2 separate regions of the Homo sapiens genome follow, and region 2 is linked to region 1. Evidence: chromatin contacts called from ENCODE POLR2A ChIA-PET data. All regions are on one chromosome and are shown on one strand. The core of a region is the stretch at or near the end of the contact, and the rest is flanking DNA. Distances in the headings are between cores, read along the strand shown.

The links. ChIA-PET counts read pairs that join two places held with the same protein, here RNA polymerase II (POLR2A).
Region 2: POLR2A ChIA-PET joins it to region 1 with 18 read pairs in A549. The contact joins the enhancer-like site here to the promoter of SEC11A in region 1. POLR2A ChIA-PET finds 5 or more read pairs at or near these places in 4 of 52 experiments (A549, A673, PC-9 and 1 more).

Annotation. Positions count from the first base shown.
Region 1 is chr15:84,712,888-84,719,099 of GRCh38, forward strand. SEC11A (SEC11 homolog A, signal peptidase complex subunit) reads right to left here and starts at 3,252. Exons shown (of 6, transcript NM_014300.4): 1 at 3,138-3,252. The coding sequence starts at 3,188. RefSeq lists enhancers at 2,905-3,470, 2,926-2,995, 3,471-4,036, 3,666-3,785, 3,806-3,915 and 1 more.
Region 2 is chr15:85,116,332-85,122,543 of GRCh38, forward strand. PDE8A (phosphodiesterase 8A) reads left to right here. Exons shown (of 22, transcript NM_002605.3): 17 at 1,310-1,508; 18 at 4,466-4,683. Among named protein-coding and RNA genes, the nearest start is that of PDE8A, 140 kb to the left of the region's middle. RefSeq lists an enhancer at 1,859-2,028 and a cis regulatory region at 1,944. Within about 2 kb of position 2,510, at least 4 of the 41 ENCODE cell types and tissues checked have a DNase peak (open chromatin) inside an H3K27ac peak, as active enhancers do.

The DNA of each region.
Region 1 (6,212 bases), core at 2,002-4,501:
TGTGATCAGTATACGTAAGTATAAAAACTTATCGGCCGGCCGGGAGCAGTGGCTCACGCCTGTAATCCTAGCATTTTGGAAGGCCGAGGCAGGCGGATCACAAGGTCAGGAGATCAAGACCATGGTGAAACCCTGTCTCTACTAAAAATACAAAAAATTAGCCGGGTGTGGTGGCGGGTGCCTGTAGTCCCAGCTACTTGGGAGGCTGAGGCAGGAGAATGGCGTGAACCTGGGAGGTGGAGCTTGCAGTGAGTCAAGATTGCACTACTGCACTCCAGCCTGGGCAACAGAGTGAGACTCCGTCTCAAAAAAAAAAAAAAAACACTTATCAAATGGTACACTTTAAATGGATGGAGTTCATTTACTAAAGTATTCCTCTGTGGATCTGATAAGAAAAAAAAAACAAAAACTCAAAGCAATCAGACATTTAACATATATGTAATATGTAATTAGGTATAAGCAGAGAAGTTATGCAAATAATAGCAACTTTTAGAGGAATAAAACAAAATTCTAGTTTCCCTCTTTCGTCTGATTCTCAGTATCTACATGTATTGTCAATTCTTCCTCCTAGATATTATGTACAGATAAAGATCTCATTTCATAACTCTCCCTCACCCCATGTTATCCAATCCCTCCTATCCATTCCTAACAACCTCTGGGAGGCCAGGGAGGATAATTTTACCATTTAAACTTCCACTAACCCTGAATGTCCTAGATGCAATGAATTCTGAACCACAATCACTCCATATTAGAGAAACACAGGGCAGAGTAGCCTATTCATTGTATCTTCATGTTTCTGTTCTTTCTTCCTGTCCATTTTATTAGAGCAGGAAGAGTACCTTATATATCTCTATGCTTTAGAGCCTATCTAGCAGGTTTGCAAGTGCTGAGTGAATTCCTTCCCTTTTGATTATTGGAATGCTAACCAACCCAGGTTAAAGATGAAGCTATTAAGGTCTTTCAAGATCCAACTTAAATGCTAGTTTCTCCTTGAAGCTGTTCGTAATGCCCTGACTGGAACCTCTCAAAATTTTCCTACCACTGCTAGAACAGGTCATATCCTTCTTTATCCAAGTGTTCAGGCTTTAAAGTAAGACCTGAGATCAAATCCACATCCTGCCATATACCTTCTTTTTTTTTTTTTTTTTTTTTTGAGACGGAGTCTCACTCTGTCACCAGGCTGGAGTGCGGTGGCACGATCTCAGCTCACTGCAATCTCCACCTCCCAGGCGATTCCCCTGCCTCAGCCTCCTGAGTAGCTGGAACTACAGGCGTGCGCCAACAGGCCCAGCTAGTATCTGTATTTTTAGTAGAGAGGGGGTTTCACCATGTTGGCCAGGATGGTCTCAATCTCTTGACATTGTGATCCGCCTGCCTCAGCCTCCCAAAGTGCTGGGATTACAGGCGTGAGCCACCGCACCCAGTCTACCTTCTGTCTTAAGCAAATCACTAAAGCTCTCTAACAATGACATCGACCACAGTACAGCCAATACTCACCATGTGCCAGACACTCTTCTGAGGGCTTTATATGAATTAACTCATTTAATCTTCATAGCGACCCTACGTTTGCACAACATAGTGAATGCAACTAATGTCAGTGAAGTATACACGTAAAAACGGTTGAAATGGAATATTTTATGTTGCATATCTTTTTACAACAATAAAAGTAAACATAGGCACAGACAGGTTAAGTAATCTGCTCAAAGTCACACAGCCAGTAAGTAGCAGAGCTACTTCAAACCTCTGAAATCTAGCTTTAGAGTCCATATTCTTAACTTCTATACTGTATTGCTTCTCACAAAGTCTCATTTTCTTCATGTTTAATAAGAACAACGTTACCTACCTTACAGGTGTATAAAGTGCTTCACACATGGCAAGAGCTCAAAAAAGTTATTGTTTTGCCTTAGTCCTTTTCTACACATTTAGGCTCCTTGAAGGCCGAGTCTTTCTTAACTATCTTTGCATTTCTCTCATTGTACCTAGCATAGAGTACAATAAATATCAGACTCAAAATAAATACTTTCCTCAGAGAAATATCTGTGGCATCTAGAAATCCAAATATGGATTAAAAAAAGACAACACTATACAAGTAAAAATTTGAAGTGTTGTCATAAAGACATAAAGTAACGTTTGCGCAATTTTTATAGAATGCTCAATTCTGACTGACAGAATTGACACTGAGCTAGCTAAGGCCTGAAGGGGAGTAAGGAAAGGTTGTGTATCTACTTCCCTAAGTGGCAGTTATAAGTACAAAAAATGCAAGTCCAAGGAAAAAAAATCCTTAATGGTGACATCAGGATAATCATAACAGTAAAATACTGTTTAAAACAAAAAAAAAGTCCGATGCAGCAAAACTAGGCTCTACAGACACACTAGGCGCAAAAGATAAAACAGAACAACCTTTTCTAAGGACTAAATAATTACAACAATATTCTCAGTACTATTTGGCATACGATCTAGAAGATCAAAGTAAAGTGTAAGGACAAAATCAGGAGACCTACATTTCCAGATCCCCGTGGCACTGATATTGGACTGTAAAACCATAGATTCCGAGGGCTGCCGCCTTAGTGCTAAGCGGACGCAAGGGCAAGTAGTGTAACTGTTCCAACTCGGAGCCCAGAGTGGTCCAAGTCAAAGTCGGTGCAGCCCGCTACGGTTCAGCTCTACTAAAGGGTTGCAAGGAGCTGAAAGCAGCAAAACGGTTTTTGTGGGGCCTCCAATCGCCTTCCTGAGCGCCCCAGAAACCGGCTAAACCTCGTCTCTCCCGAAACCACCTGGAGTCGCTCCGACTGGAGAAATCAAGAGTCCGCCGCCTTAAAATGACTAAAACAATAAGCAACCCCAACTCCCACTTCAAGCGCGTACGGTTTCCATTTGCTCCCCTGCCTCAGTGGGAGGAATGGAACGTGAAGACACCGCTTCCCGCCCCGCCCCCGGTAGGCCCTGAATCAGTTCGGGGTTAAAAATAATGAGGCGGACAAGGCGGCCTCTGGCCACAGTCTCCAAAGAAAGCGAATGACCCGGGTATCAGACCAGCTCAGACCCTCACACCAGAACCCTGGGGTCCGCCGGGCCCCGCAGCAGCAGCCTCGAAGGGACAAGAAGAGCCAGGAGAAAAAGAGGACGGACAAGCTCACCTGCCGCTTGTTCATCCGCCGCACATCGTCCAAAAAGTCTAGAGACAGCATGGCGGGGACGGCGAGCAGGACACCGGCAGGGGAAAGGGCGCGATGACCAGCGGGCGGAACTACTGGAGCTCGGGTCGGGCTCACACTGGACAGGACCCCGCAGTGCTTGCACTTCCGCTTCCGGGGCGGGAGCTGGCACGGTCGGGCACGGTCCCCGCCCCCCGCGCCCCTTCGCTGCGGAGAGCTGACAGAGAGACTCACGACCTTGCTAGTCCAGTCTCAGGGCTTGGCCTCGCCGTGGGAGGGTTCTCACGCTCTGGCTCTCGCCTGCCAAAAACCGACTGGACGCCACTTCCCGCGCTCGGCCCCGCGGCCCTTCACCGAGGCGGCGACCCAGGCTTAGTTGGGGAGGCTGCTCTGCCACCTTCGGAAGGCGGGCCTCTGTGCCCGCCCGGCCAATCGCGAGCAACCTCTCCGGTGTGGGCGGGTAGAAGCGGTTCCGCGTCCCGGCTTGGGTATGGGTGTGGCAGTGGATGTGTCGTCTGACCGTAGGTTCTCTGGTCGAGCAAGTCTCCTGCGCTATGGGAAGCTGAGGAGGTGCTTTCTTTCTTTCTGTCTCTGTCTCTCTTTCTTTACGTCTCTGTCTCTGTTGAGGTGCTTGCTTGCTTGCTTGCTTACTTTCTGTCTGTCTGTCTCTTTCTCTTTTTCTTTCTCTTTCTCTCTTTCCTTTCTTTCTCACTGTGTCGCCCAGGCTGGAGTGCAGTGGCGCAATCTCAGCTCACTGCAACCTCCGCCTCGCGGGTTCAGGCGATTCTCCTGCCTCAGGCTCCCAAGTAGCTGGGACTACAGGCGCGCGCCACCAAACCTGGCTAATTTTTGTATTTTTAGTAGAGACAGGGTTTCACTATGTTGGCCAGGCTGGTCTCGAACTCTTGAGCTCAGGTGATCCGCCCGCCTTGGCGTCCCAAAGTGCTGGGATTACAGTCGTGAGCCACCGCGCCCGGCCATCGAGGTGCTTTCAATAAGTGCTTTTCGCGTAAGGTTGGACCGTGTGAGAGACCTTCCGAGCACTGCCTGAGCCTGCCAGGAGTTTACAGTCCAATTGGAGAGAAAACAGCCCGGGAGAATTAGAAAACATCCAAATGGTGCAACAGCGTGATGAGACCACCAGTGGTGTGGGTCGTTAGGAAGTGGCTTCCTTTCTGACCTTGACTTTGCTGACAGGATTTGACATGGTCTCCTTGAATTCTACCTCCTGGTTTTCTTAACTTGGACACCTTGAAGTGACTATCTTTTCGCTACCTTTTGCTTTGACTGGCCAAAGCTCCTAATACGCACTTCAGTCAACAAAGACTAAAGCTGGATTACTTGGTATCATTTCTCTCTCTTTTTTTTTTTTTTTTTTTTTTTTCAAAATAATCCTTCTCTCCCATTAGGGAAAGATGAATGAAGGATATACTGGAACTCTTTGTAGTATCCTCGAAATTCTTTAAATGGAAAGTCATTCCAAAATAAAAACTTGAATTTATTGGAGGATGGCTGTAATAAAAAAGACAAATAATAATAAGTTTAGGGGAAGATGTGAAGAAATTGGAACCCTCATATACTGCTGGTGGGAATGTAAAATGGTGCAGCCACTTTGGGAAATAGCTGCAGTTGCTCAAAAGGTTAAAGATGTGCCGTCTGCAGTGGCTCATGCCTGTAATCCCAGCACTTTGGGAGGCTGAGGCAGGCAGATCACCTGAGGTCAGGAGTTCCAGACTAGCCTGGCCAACATGGTGAAAACCCGTCTTTACTAAAGATACAAAAATTAGGCGGGTGTGGTGGTGGGCACCTGTAATCTCAGCTACTGGGGAGGCTGAGGCAGGAGAATCGCTTGAACCCAGGAGGCAGAGTTTGCGGTGAGCCGAGATCGTGCCACTGCACTCCAACCTGGGCGACAAAGTGAGACCCTATCTCAAAACACACAAACAAAAAAAGGTTAAAGATGGAATCACCATATTAACCAGCAATTCCACTGCTAGGTATATACCCAAGAAAATTGAAAACGTTTGTCCACACAAAAACTTGTACATGAATGTTCACAGCAGCATTATTCATAATAGCTAAAAAGTGGAAATAACTGAAATGTTTATCAACTAATGAAGGGATAAATAAATGTGGTATATTGGAATAATGTACTAATAATTCCGCTGGTACAATGGAATATTAATCTGGCAACAAAAGGAAATACTACAACATGAATGACCCTTGAAACAGATTTAGTGAAAGGATCCAGTCACAAAAGACAAAGCATTGCATGATTCCATTTAGGTGAAATATCTAGAATAGACAAATCCACAGAGATGGAAATCAGTGGTTGCCTAGGGCTGGGAGAGTTGGGGAAAATGGGGAGTGGCTGCTAATGGGTATGGAGTTTCTTTTAGGGGATGCTAGTTCTACAACTATGTGAATATACTCAAAACCATTAAATTGTACACTTTACACTGGTGAATTGTATGGTATGTGTATTATATCACAATAAAGCTATTATGAGAAAGAAAAAGAAACCACTGGTGTCTGGCTCACTGTTAAATTCCTAGTGGTGAACACATAGCCTAGCACATGTTATACCCAATAAATACTTGTTGAATTTAAAAGTGTGTGTGTGTGTGTGTGTGTATTTTTGTCACCTCCAAAAACTGCTGCCTCTAGGCACCCCACACTTATTGAGTTGAAAAAAAATTCCTAATTTATCCAATTTAGGAAGACTTGTGGAAGAAAATACATGTGAACTCCATGAGGACAGGGACATTGTCTTGTCCACCCCTTTATCTCCAGCTTCCATAAGAGTACCAGACATGTAGCAGACACTCAATAAGTATTTGTTAATAAATGTTAAATATGGGTTCTAGTCTAAATTCTCGCTAGTAGAACCCTTGGCCTATGCCTATTAATGTTGAATTCAAATCTAAAAGTGAGCGCCAGCAACTATTTAAATGAGTATCAATCTTGTAATGTGTAGAAAAGAGCCCTAAGAGAGGCGTAAAGTCCTGTGGAGTTTCAGATGTGGCAAAAGTCAGTTCAGTTGGGGAGGCTTGTGGG
Region 2 (6,212 bases), core at 1,260-3,759, 400 kb after region 1:
AACTGAGCCAGTGACTTCTCCAAGTAGCACAGGACTTTTTTCTGTGAAATAAAGGTATTTCTCCTGTAGGTGGTAATATGTTAAGATTGCTGTAAGAGATCTGCTCAGAGCCTAGAACCAAAATTTATTAGAAACACATACACATGTGATAAGAGCTGCTCCCAGCTTTTGGTTGTTCTGTTGGTGATAGGCATAGGGACACCCAAAGCCCCAGTCATCCTCATCTGGGTGTGATCACAGAGAGTGGGAGCAGGAATGGGGTTTTGCCTTGAGTTTTTTCCCTTGCGGGAGAAGAGCTGTTAACCAAAGGTGGTAGTTGGCTGGGCACACAAGAAAGGGAGGTCCACAGAGCTGATTCCAGCCAGGACTGCCCACTAGGGTGTCTAGGCAGAGGTGTGCTCGGTTGGGCCATGGGATGGCTCCTCAGGTCTCATCTCAGTCTGGGTGACCTGTCCCCAAGATAACTCCCTGACTTTTTCAGGCTCCCCTTGAGTTAACCTTCTGATACGTTCTACTTCCCTATCTCCCAGCACAGCCAAGGAGAGTTGAAAAGAATACTCCCTGGGCACATGAGTCTTTGAGCATCTGGTTTACATGCTAGTGACATTACATCCATGTGAATTGGGCTAAGGCAGGTCAGTTTAAGTCCTGTGATCACTTCTGGATACTGCCTCAACACAGCCAGTTTCTTGGCCTTCACAGGCAAGGGCCAGATGCTGGGTCAAGGTGATTTCTCAAGTAAGAACCTAACTTGGTGGCCAGCTGGAAACCTCAGGGGAAATCCCCTCATACTTTTAACGCCCACCTCCAGAAAGGTGGGTGTTGAGAAAATTCCATTGCATACGGCAGTGTCTGGCTTATATGACATTTTCAGGAAATGTTTTCTTATAGGCAGGATGTCTGGCCAATGGCATGGGTCCAGCAAGTCCAAAGGAGAGGATAGTGTTCAAGGTGGTACAAGCTTAGCCTGGAGAAAGGGTTATTTTGAGGAACCCACTAGTGCAAGTAGGAAGCTGAACCTGGAAGGACAGAATGAGCAAACTCCCCCCAACAAATCGGGAGCCCCAACGAGGCTGAGGTCAGAGCTGCTGTGGGCAGCCAGCTCTCACCCGTGCATCATGGTCCCCTGAGGGCAAGAAGTGGAACCAGAGTTGGTTGGCCCCACCAGAGAGAGGCCAGCACAGCCCAAGCAATCTCCACTTTGCTGCCCTGCACTCTCTGAAATTTGGCTTGGAACCTATTCAGGCCTTAAACACTTGGCCTGTTTGTTTGCTTTGTTCTAATATTGTGGGGTTTTTTCTGTCTATAGGCCTTTGATTTATCTTGGTCTCAAAATGTTTGCTCGCTTTGGAATCTGTGAATTCTTACACTGCTCCGAGTCAACGCTAAGATCATGGTTACAAATTATCGAAGCCAATTATCATTCCTCCAATCCCTACCACAATTCTACACATTCTGCTGATGTGCTTCATGCCACTGCCTATTTTCTCTCCAAGGAGAGGATAAAGGTGAGCTGTTGTTTACCTGCCACATTTAATGGGCAGGAGCAGTGGGGAGAGTCTAGTGCTTCTGCCTCCACTAAGATACATAGCATGACTGCTCACGTGTGCAGCCTGGCACAGGAAGGGCAAGGTCATACGAGGAATCAGGCAGGAGGCCACATTAGCTTTGGGAAATTGATGTGTTAATTCATGACATAATCCCAGCTATTCCATGAGGGTACAAGAGGCAGAATTTGGTCCCGGAGGAGAAACCTAACAAGGACAGGATAGGGCTATTCTTCTGGGGGTCTCACTCCAAGCCTGTACACTAGTAGAGCCAAGTAACTGTTGGATATCCCCACTTTAGGGCCTCCATCTGTACATGAAAGTCTGCAGGGCTCTAAGGTCAGGTTCATCATCTCTGTTCCCAGCACTGCTCCCACCCAGGGTTATCTACCTAATCCAGGGTTCCATTATCCAACCGGATACCCAGATTAGAAACCGAGAGTCATCCTTGGTTCTTTCCACTCCTCAACCCCCCACATCTGGTTGATCATCTGACCTTGCCTCCTGTCACACCTAAATGTTCTCAGATTCATCTCCTGCTGCTGTCCCAGTGAGGCCCCCCGCAATCCTTTCGCATCTGGGCAGTTCCAAACTAGAATTCTTGCCTGCCCTGCCTCCCATGGAATGCCCTTACCCTACTGCCAATGTGATCTTTCTGAAACAGCATACCTGATATTGTCATTCCCAGGAGCAGCTTCCCACCTCCCTCAGGATTTAAACTTTAAACTCTACAGCTCTCCACACTCACCTCAACAATGAGCTCCTCTCATCATTTCTTCTCCTTTGTCCCAGTCACAGGCCACTTTTGGGCCATGCCAAACCACTTTAGTTTCTGAAGCTTCTGCCCTTGACCTGTTGCTCCCTTGACTGGGGCCTAAGATGACTGCAGTCATGCAGGGCCAGGGCAAGTGGCTCCTGGCTGCATTTCCTCCTCTGTATCACGGGACTAGCATTTGGCAGAGAGCAAAGCAGAAGATGACATCTGGCACACACAGGGAGTGAACAAGTGTTCATTCCTCACCTTGAAGGGTAAACCTTCTCAGAACTTTCCGTGCTCCCTCTGGTTCTTATTTCTGTTTTTGTTTTTTGTTTTTTTCCAGAAAAAATCAAATCAGACTGTAGGTAAAATAGGGTGTCCAGAGAAGGGGACTGTTTTCTAAATTATGAAAACAAGTAACAACAGAGGGACATCTGTGTCAATATGGCTCAGCATATAAAGAACCCAATTTTTGCTGTATTGCTTTTAAACTACTCTATAGACAACATACAAATATATATTTAGAGAGCTAACTGAAAACAGTTTATTAGAGCATTTATTGAAATGTCATGGTGGCTCACACCTGTAATCCCAGTACTTTGGGATACCAAGGCAGATGGATCAGGAATTCGAGACCAGCCTAGCCAACATGGTGAAACACCATCTCTACTAAAAATAGAAAAATTAGCTGGGCATGGTGGTGCAGGCCTATAATCCAGCTACTTGAGAGGCTGAGGCAGGAGAATCACTTGAACCCAGGAGGTGGAGGTTGCAGTGAGCCAAGATCATGCTATTGCATTGCAGCCTGGGTGACAGAGCAAGACTCTCGTCTCAAAAAAAAAAAAACATTTATTGAAATGTAATTCACATACCATACTATTTGCGCACTTAAAATTTAAATTATTGAATTTTAATTTAAATCAATTTAAATAAATTTGCAAGGCTGATTTATTAGCTATACATCTCAAGAGTCTGTAGGGTATTTCCAAAAATGATCTTATACTGGGACATAATGTGTTGAACTTCTAAACTTCATAGGCTATATTTTCTAACCACAACACAACAAAATAGAATAACTAATGGTTAAATTTAAAATATCAGCTACAACAAATGAGAAAATATTCTGAATAATTTGGGAATCAACAAAGAAATAAAACCAAAAATGACATTAGTTAGAAAATAACAAAAATGAGAAGCTTATCTGTCAAAACCTATAGAATGAAGCCAATTATATAGTTAAAGGTTTATGTTTTAAATGCCTTAATTACTTTTAAAAGGGAAGAAAAAAAACATGGGAAAAGCAAAATGATAATCCAGTGTGGCTCTTGGAAATAACCAAGAAAATAGGTGAAGTTCTAGCCAAACTAGTTAAGATATAAAGACACAAAAATATACAAATTTACAGCAGAAAATAGAAGTACTGCACACATATGTACTAAATCAAAAGCTTTAAAATAGTTTTAATGGAATGTTTTAAATTAAATTGATGTAAGAAGTAAAAAAACAAAAAAAAAAAACAAAAGAGGCCAATAACATGGAAGTAATTTTAGTAATTTTTAAATTATTATTTAATTTCTTCAAAAGTTGGCTCCTGACCCAGATGGACAGGTGAATTCTTTAGCCCTTTAAGGAATTTTTCCATGTTACATAAAACTTTTCAGAGTCTTGAAAAAGATGGAAAACTTCCAGATCATTTTGTCAAACTCACAAAACTCTGACATCAACCTGACAAAGATAGCACTAAAAGGGGGAAGAAAACTAAATCAATTCCCAGTTAATGTAAGTGGTGCCTATTTTAAATTTTATTTAAAATTGTTTCTCTCCTTTATTAATATTAGTTTATGCTGGTCTAAGTCAATATCTCAGACTAAGGACTTTTTTGGTGATGGGTCTAGAGAAAGACTGGCTGAGGAGGTGACTCCTATCTGTTGAGAACACCTGTATTTTGGTAAGTCCTTAACTTGTGTGAGACTAACAAATATGCAGAAATATAACTGTTTCAGGGTGGAGATAGGAAAACTAGATTTGCTCACGTAGTATGCTTTTCTTAGAAATCTGAAATATTCTTACCTGAAAGTAATAGGGGAGAAAGAAAACTATACAGAAGGCTTCCTTGCCTTCAGTGTCATACCCCAGTTTTTAAAAGCTCTCTTGTTTTCAGGAAACTTTAGATCCAATTGATGAGGTCGCTGCACTCATCGCAGCCACCATTCATGATGTGGATCACCCTGGGAGAACCAACTCCTTCCTGTGTAATGCTGGAAGTGAGCTGGCCATTTTGTACAATGACACTGCTGTGCTGGAGAGCCACCATGCGGCCTTGGCCTTCCAGCTGACCACTGGAGATGATAAATGCAATATATTTAAAAACATGGAGAGGTAAGAACAATGATTGGGAAGTGTGTTGATCCCTCTCTTTCTTTTTTAAACAGCTATATTGAGATATAATTCACATCTTATACAGTTCACCCATTTAAAGTGCACAAAGTATACAGTGGGCCGGACATAGTGGCTCATGCCTATAATCCCAGCACTTTGGGAGGCTGAGACAGGAGAAATCACTTGAGCCCAGGAGTTTGAGACCAGCCTGGGCAACGTAGGGAGACCCTGTCTCTACAAAAGGAAAAAAAAAATTAGCCAGGCTCGGTGGTTGTGTCTGTAGTCCCAGCTACTCGGGAGGCTAAGGTGGGAGGATTGCTTGAGCCCAGGAGGCTGAGGCTGCGGCTGCAGTGAACCGTGATCACACCACTGCACTCCAGCTTGAGCAACAGAGCCTTCCCTGATCTCTCATGCTAAGTTAAACCCTCTAATTATTCAATCCCAGATTTCTTCATAGCACGTATCACATTTCTTATTTAATAATTACTTTTTAATTATTTGCGTAATGTCTGATTAGATTCTTAAGCTCTGTAAGGTCACAAGGGTCATATGTCACTGTGCCCTCGGTGCCCTCAGTGCCACAGTGCTTGGTACATACTAGAGCGAGACCCTGTCTCAAAATAATAATAACATGTACAGTGGTTTTTAGTATATTCATAGTGGTTTTAGTATATTCATAGAGTTGTGCAACTCATAGTATATTCAATTTTAGAATATTACCCCTTCGATAGAACCTCAAATTTATGAGCAGTTCCTTTCCATTCCCCCTCAACTCCCCTAGTCCTAGACAACTACTGTGATCTACTTTCTGTCTCTATAGATTTGCCATTTCTGGACATTTTATGTAAATGGAATCATACACAATATGTGATCTTTTGTAACTAGCTTTTTTCACTTAGCACAATGTTTTTAAGATTCAGCCGCTTTGTGTCTGGATGTTTCAAGGTGAAGTATAATGCTGATATCTTGAGCTCTTAGAGACTCAAAGAAGCAGTCATCTATCTCTCTCCCTGAAGCACTCCACTCTGCCCTCCTGTGCTCAGCATACATCTCCTTGGCATTGTCTCTGTTTACATGTCACTTCCTTGGGGAAGCCTTCCCTGATCTCTCATGCTAAGTTTAACCCTCTAATTATTCAATCCCAGATTTCTTCGTAGCACGTATCACATTTCTTATTTAATAATTATTTTTAATGATTTGTGTAATGTCTGATTAGATTCTTAAGCTCTGTAAGGTCACAAGGGTCATATGTCACTGTGTCCTCAGTGCCACAGTGCTTGGTACATACTAGGAACTTAGTGAATATCAGTTGAAGAAAGAAAAAACATTGTGTCATGAAGAATACTTATTAATATGGATTTTTAAAGAAGAGGATTTTTGATTTTGTAAAACTCCTTTCTGCCATGTTCTAGGATTTCAGAGGTGGAGTTAAAGTAGTTTCTATTCATATTTGCTTATAGTTACATCAGTTATCAATGGAAAACTACATGAGACCCTATTAACTTTCCAGAGAAAGTTTTCTACTCAAC